Linked DNA regions of Homo sapiens: region 1 is linked to region 2. The links are chromatin contacts, found by Hi-C or POLR2A ChIA-PET in ENCODE. All regions are on one chromosome and are shown on one strand. The core of a region is the stretch at or near the end of the contact, and the rest is flanking DNA. Distances in the headings are between cores, read along the strand shown. Region 1 has its middle 120 kb from the start of RIPOR2. Region 2 overlaps RIPOR2 (RHO family interacting cell polarization regulator 2).

What was found. Hi-C counts contacts between places; a loop is a spot of excess contacts on that map. ChIA-PET counts read pairs that join two places held with the same protein, here RNA polymerase II (POLR2A). Pooled maps may share reads with other maps.
Region 1: a pooled map shows a loop between it and region 2 (4-fold over the local background). The contact joins two enhancer-like sites. A Hi-C loop is called at or near these places in 24 of 168 maps with a recorded cell type or tissue (GM23248, IMR-90, adrenal gland and 18 more) and 13 of 50 pooled maps. POLR2A ChIA-PET finds 5 or more read pairs at or near these places in 7 of 52 experiments (AG04449, AG04450, CD4-positive, alpha-beta T cell and 4 more).

Annotation. Positions count from the first base shown.
Region 1 is chr6:25,054,565-25,058,049 of GRCh38, forward strand. No RefSeq gene overlaps it. Among named protein-coding and RNA genes, the nearest start is that of RIPOR2, 120 kb to the left of the region's middle. RefSeq lists enhancers at 1,692-1,821, 1,962-2,021. Within about 2 kb of position 1,752, at least 7 of the 41 ENCODE cell types and tissues checked have a DNase peak (open chromatin) inside an H3K27ac peak, as active enhancers do.
Region 2 is chr6:24,854,831-24,858,036 of GRCh38, forward strand. All of the region lies in intron 8 of RIPOR2 (RHO family interacting cell polarization regulator 2), which reads right to left. Among named protein-coding and RNA genes, the nearest start is that of ARMH2, 58 kb to the left of the region's middle. RefSeq lists an enhancer at 1,171-1,465. Within about 2 kb of position 1,306, at least 9 of the 41 ENCODE cell types and tissues checked have a DNase peak (open chromatin) inside an H3K27ac peak, as active enhancers do.

The sequences.
Region 1 (3,485 bases), core at 502-3,001, 200 kb after region 2:
GAAATCAGAATCTCCCAGAACTTCAGAGCCAATGAGACCTCAGACATCACTGCCCCATACCTTCGTTTCATGGTAGAGGGAACAGAGCCTCAGGAGGAGAAATGTCTTGTCAACAGCCACAAAGCTAGTTAGTTCCTAAGGCATTATTAATAGTTCTGACTCATAGCTCAGGGCTCTTTCCATATTCACAAACCATTGCAAACCAGACTTCCCAGTTATAAAATATATGTGTTTTTCACCAATGTTTTAAACATTGTATTTTATGTGTGAGCAACCAGCATAACAAAGACCATCTTTTAAAACTTGTGCTATGAAACCAGAGATTCTCAAAAGTTTCATGCAGCTTGTTCCCAAAGGGACATCTGATTAGAGTAACATCTATTCTTATACATTTTTAGGATGGAGGAGGAAGCAATTGAAGGGAGATAAAGAAAGGAACAATAAGGGGTCTTTTCTCCTTGACATCTCTGCCAAGGCACCTTGACTCATGAGAGTGTCCAGCCTACTTGAGGAAAATTGTCCAAGAAGTCTAAAGGTTTCTTCCTTATGAGGTTAATTCAATTCACTTTTTAAAAATGTAGTAGGCACTGGGCATACAAAGATGAATGATACCCTTTATCCTGGGAGCTTAAAATCCAATGGAGAATGTAGAAGATACACAATACAGGTGGCCCTCCATATCTGTGACTTCTGCATACTAGGATTCAACCAACCTCAGTTAAAAATATTTGAAAAGGCTGGGCGTGGTGGCTCACGCCTGTAATCCCAGCACTTTGGGAGGCCGAGGTGGGCGGATAATGAGGTCAGGAAATCGAGACCATCCTGGCTAATACGGTGAAACCCCATCTCTACTAAAAATACAAAAAATTAGCTGAGCGCGGTGGCGGGCGCCTGTAGTCCCAGCTACTCGGGAGGCTGAGGCAGGAGAAAGGCATGAACCCGGGAGGCGGAGCTTGCAGTGAGCCGAGATCGCACCACTGCAGTCCGGCTGGGCGGAAGAGTGAGACTCCGTCTCAAAAAAAAAAAAAAAAAAAAAGGTTTGAAAAAATAAAAAATAATAAAACCACAATAAAAATAATACAAATTGAAAAGCAATACAGTATAAGGACACAGCATTTATATGTATTAGGTATTATTAGCAATCAAGAGATATTTAAAGTATATGGTAGGTTGTGCGCAGGTTACATGCAAATACTACACTAGTTTATATCAGGGATTGAGCATCTGAGGATTTTGGTGTCCTCAGGGGTCTAGAACTGATTCCCCACAGATACGGAGAGACAACTTGTCACTATACTACCAGATACAATGTGATTGGTGTCAGAGCAGCAGCAGTAAGTCATTTAGGCACCCAGAAGATGGAGAACCAATTCTGACAGGAGGAGGAAACTCAAGGCAGGTTTGGGGAGGAGGTGGCGTTTGAGCGATACTTTGAAAGATGGGGAATGAATCCAGGAGTGGAGAGGAGTGAAGAGAAGGGCATTCTTGGCCAAAGACACACAAGAGCAAAGGCTGTGAGGGAAGACGACATACCGTTATGAATGGGATGAAAGAAGGAGGGAAGGTTGGGAACAGAGGGTGCAGCCTGTTCCCAAAGGCAGGCCTGAGGGGAGGCCACTGCTGGAGGAAGCACAGCCTTTCTAGTTGCAGTAAAGAAAGAGAAGCTAGCCTTGGCATCGTGGGCCTCCTTCACCACTTGGGTGCCCTTCCTCTTCAGGAGACCACAGTTCTCAGGCTTCCTCCCTTCACCACAGCTGGCTTGAGCAGGAAGTATGGTAGATACTCATTCATACCACAGGGTGTTGCCATGGAAATGGATCAAAGTAAGGTGATATCCGAAGAGAACAGTAGCTGCCACTTAGAGCCTCAGAGAGGGGAGAAAGCCTTAATGGAGACTTCACACTCTAAGGTGTGGTCCAGAGTGTGCCTACGACCCAAGGCACCAAGACAAGACCTATCACCAGGAACTACCTCGCGAACTAAGCAAAATCTCAACAGAACAATGTACACCCACATCCGAAAGAAAATATGCTGGCGTGTAAAAAAGGAAGAAAAACTACCAAGAAAAATTAAACATTTCAGTTAACTGGCCAACGTATTTTAAAATGAAACAAACTTTTAAAAATACAAAAATATAAGCATTTATTGAGTGCTTACTATACACCAGACTTTGTGCTAAAGGTTTTTGAGGCATTATCTCCCACACACCTGGAAGTCCAAATCACAATCCAAAATGTGCTTAGTGAGAGTGGAATCTGAACCAAGTCTAGTTGTTGGATGCTGATGGTTCTTGTCATTGACTTAGGGTAACCAGTTTGTCCTGGTCTGCCCAAGACTTTCCTAGTCATTCCAGGAAACCCCTCAGTCCTAGGCAAACTGGGACAATTGATCACTCTACATCAAGTTATAATGGCCCAAAGTTTCCTTCTCCTCTTTTTAGGGCTTACTTGTGGAGAGGACTGCACATTTGTCTCACTGGGACATCTCTCCTGGATAGCATTGGATGAACATTGCCAAATTCCCATGTTTATATCTTACAGTGCTTTCCAATTTTCCCATGCTTCTTTTCTATATCTAATGCCATAGATTCATCTCAAGATGGTGAAGCAGAACTACAGACTGGCTTGCCCAATTCCATTCCCTCTTCTCGTGCGTCTTCCTGCCCTGTAGTAGGGGAAACTCATTCTCCACACTCACTTGCAGCTCAAGCTCCTCATGTGACTTAGGCACTGCTAAGCAGATGCAGTGATGTGAGTCTTGGAAGGAGCGAGTGAGAAAAGTCAGCTGTTGGCCTTGTGCAGGGAGAGGGGACCTTCTGACAAGCATAGTGGCAATAGCCAGCAGGGGCAGGGCAGCTACGGACCCAGAAGCTTCCTGATCATGGCAGAGGCCTGGTGCTTCCGGGGCCCTGCTGGCAACAGCTCCCTTAGTAGACCGGTTCTTTTGAGAGGTTCAGTCTAGATTGTGTACCTTCAACCCTCCCAATGATTTTTTGGAGCTATTAGTAGCCCTTTATACCTCTCCTTTTGCATACACTAGCCAGAGGATTCTGTAATTTACAACAAAAATCACAGCCTCACACAGATGGATCCTATACATAGGATGCCATCATCAACAGCCTAATAATGGCTTCCTGGAATGCTGCCTTGAAAGGAATTCTGAGACCTCATCCAGGCTTAGTGAGAAAGACTGCTCTGATGCGTTAGGACCTCTTTTATGGTCCCAGAGAGAGAAGAATTGCATTTGCATCAGACTTTTGCCATCTGTGGTTGAGACTATTGACAAAATCACTTATTTTTTCTTTTGTTTTACAACCATACTGTCATTTTAAGATGCTCTCTGCTAAGGTGTTGATAATTCTGGAAATCAGAAATTTTAGACATATTTCTTTAACCTTAATTTTAGAAATATAAACTACAATTGCCTTTGATATGAAGAACTGAATAATTGTTGATGTAAATTCTTGAAGAATGTAAATGCTCTGT
Region 2 (3,206 bases), core at 56-2,555:
CATCCTGGCCAACATGGTGAAACCCTATCTCTACTAAAAATACAAAATTAGCCGGGTGTGGTGTCGGGTACCTGTAATCCCAGCTACTCGGGAGGCTGAGGCAGGAGAATCGCTTGAACCTGGGAGGCGGGGGTTGCAGTGAGCCGAGATCATGCCACTGCACTTTAGCCTGGCAACAGTGAAACTCCGTCTCAAAAAAAAAAAAAAAAAAAAAAGGAAGGACACAAAACCTTACATAGAGTATAACCTCAGCCATATATAAATGGATCCCCAGGGAAAAAAGTCTAGAAAACCATACCAAACTGTTAAAAATAATTATCTCTGGTAGGGTAGAATTAAGGAGAAAATTAAATTTTTGTCAATAAGTGGTAATTTTTATTTGATTTATAAAAAGATGATATACTTATTTTGTAATACAGAAAAAAGATGTAAAAAAGATCACATACCTTGGCAGGGAGTGTGTATACACAGAAAAGTTGGTTGGATATTTTAATAATTTTAACAAAACTTAGCACTGGGTGGAATGATTATATATGACTTTATTTTTTTTTTGTTATATTTCTCAATGTTTTAAAAAAAGAAGTTACTACTTTCAAAGTGTTTAAATAGAGATTGAAGAAGACACGAACAATTCCTCCCTGTTTACCCAGTAATTTTTTAGAGGCACTCCGAGGAAATAATTTTGATGAGCTGGTCCAGAAACAGCTGTTAGTCCTAGGCTGTTCCCACACAAAGACATCCATATGACAAATGGGTCCCTTGGTACTTCAGCCTCCTTGAGTTGCTATTTATAACCTTTGTGCTCTGGGTTGCTTTTATATTTATTTAAACGTGATTTTACCCATATAAAGATGCTGTGGATGGTATCACACAATGTGTTTTGCCTTCTACAAATAGCCCTGTTAGTACGCTGGAGACTCTTGGCCAGGCATGGTGGCTCACACCTGTGATCCTGTGCTCTGGGAGGCCAAGGCAGTAGGATCACTTGAGCCCAGGAGTTTGAGACCAACCTGGGCAACACAGTGAGACCCTATCTCTACGAAAAATTTAAAAATTAGCCAGTCATGGTGGCGTGCGCCCGTGGTCCCAGTTACTCAGGAGGTTGAGGCAGGAGGATTGCTTGAGGTTAGGAGTTTCAGGCGGCCGTGAGCCACTGAACTCCAGCCTGTGTGACAGAGCGAGACCCTCGACTCAAAAAACAAAACAAAGCAAAAAACCCAGTAAGTTGAGAGTCTTAAATGAACGCTTCTACTTTCACCTGACTTATAAACGTTGCGTGGGTAAGCTGACAGCAAAAAAGGTCCCCGGATGCTTAAAAAAGAAGCATGTGCTGTTACCATCACTTGTCAGTAGGTGGCAGAAACTCACCAGCTCGTCCGTGCCTTCCTGCCCGTGGAGCCAGCACATTTAAAAACAGCTTTCAATAATAATTAGAACACAACAACCCACTTAAAAAGACTTACTGAAATAAGAGCAGAATTAAAGAAGCCTGCATTCTACTAATAATTTTCTGCAGCATTTAGTTAGTCTTTAAAAAAAATACTTCTGAAAGAAAGTATAATCGACTTGTTTTTGTAAATCCTAAACTGGACATGCTAATTCTAATAAAATCCAAAGTGCTCTTTAAAAACCTCTGCAAATTGGTCAGGCACGGTGGCTCACACCTGTAATCCCAGTACTTTGGGAGGCCGAGGTGGGCGGATCACCTGAGGTCAGGAGTTCGTGACCAGCCTGGCTAACATGGAGAAACTCTGTCTCTACTAAAAATACAAAAATTAGCCGGGTGCGATGGTGGGCATCTGTAATCCCAGCTACTCCGGAGGCTGAGGCATGAGAATCGCTTGAACCCAGGAGGCGGAGGTTGCAGTGAACAGAGATAGTGCCACTGCACTGCAGCCTGGGTGACACAGCGAAACTCTGTCTCAAAAACAAAACAAAACCTCTGCAAATTAGTTCAGGATTAATCTATTGCCTGTTTATGTAATTACAATGGAAGACTGGTTGAAAAGAAACTGATCTGACATTGTTACTAGATAAAGGTGAATAAAGGGGAAATCCTTTGAAGGTGTTTTTCCCCCCCCTTTAAAATTACCAGAAATTTTATATCTGAAGAAAACAATGTGAGAAAGGTACTTGGTAGTGATGTTTTTTTCACTTCTCAGCCCATGTTACTAAGCAAAATTTCTTGGAACTGCTGTAGTGGCATCACTGATCCTCTGATTGTAGCAATAATGTAGCACAATGGCACTATCCAGGCACAAACAGCTTTTGTGCCGTGCTTCTTAAAGTTCTATCTGCTGTGTAAGCCACTGGTGGTACTGGCCACGGAATTAGCACTAACAGTGGGGCAATGACAGTTACAGTCTGTCTTTGAGGCCTGGCCAGGTTTCTTACAGGCTCTTGTCTGGGGGCCTGCTGGCATTTTCACAGTTGGAGAAAGCTGCAAGTGTTCTTGACAGTTTGTGATTACCAGTGCATGATCTAGAAAGCTTAATGAAAGCTTTCTAGCTTTCACTCAAAAAACCATCATGGGGGTTACCTCTGAGGATGCGCACTGGGGGCTTGCAGGGGTCATACCTTTGGATGTTTCACGGCGCTCACATATTACTGATCTAACACCTCCTCCACAGCCTCGTTTGGAGGGTGTTACAGCAGCTGCCTACTCTTGCCTGCCTTCCTTTGCTCAGACACCATTCTGCCAGAAGAACGCTCTACATCATTTTTCCCAGTTCTATGATGATCTTTCCTTCCAAGAGTCACACTTCCTACTTTAAGACAACCAAGTAGCTATACAGTCAGGAGCTCCTATTACAGGTGTTACTGATCTATTGACCAGGCATAAATAATGCAAGTTTACTAGCTCAATGGTGGTTCTTCCTTCTGAGGAAGGTTGACCTGCCCTGGAAACTGTAAGGACCAGGATATATGCACTGCCTGGAACTTAATTTGAACAAAGTAATAATTTGGAGAACTAGTTTGCTCTAAGGAACTACATCCCTTTACCTCCATCCTGTTTGATAGTTTGCAGATTAAGTGCTCTCCGTTTAGCCTGGCATTCATGGATTTTTATAGTCAGGACCCAACTAATTCTCCATAGCTCTTCTCCGAACAATCACGTCAGCCACACCGGTCTACTTGTCACCTCTGAACAGGCTTTCCTCTGTTTGGTGAATGCTATTCTGGTGCTGTTCACCATACATTACACT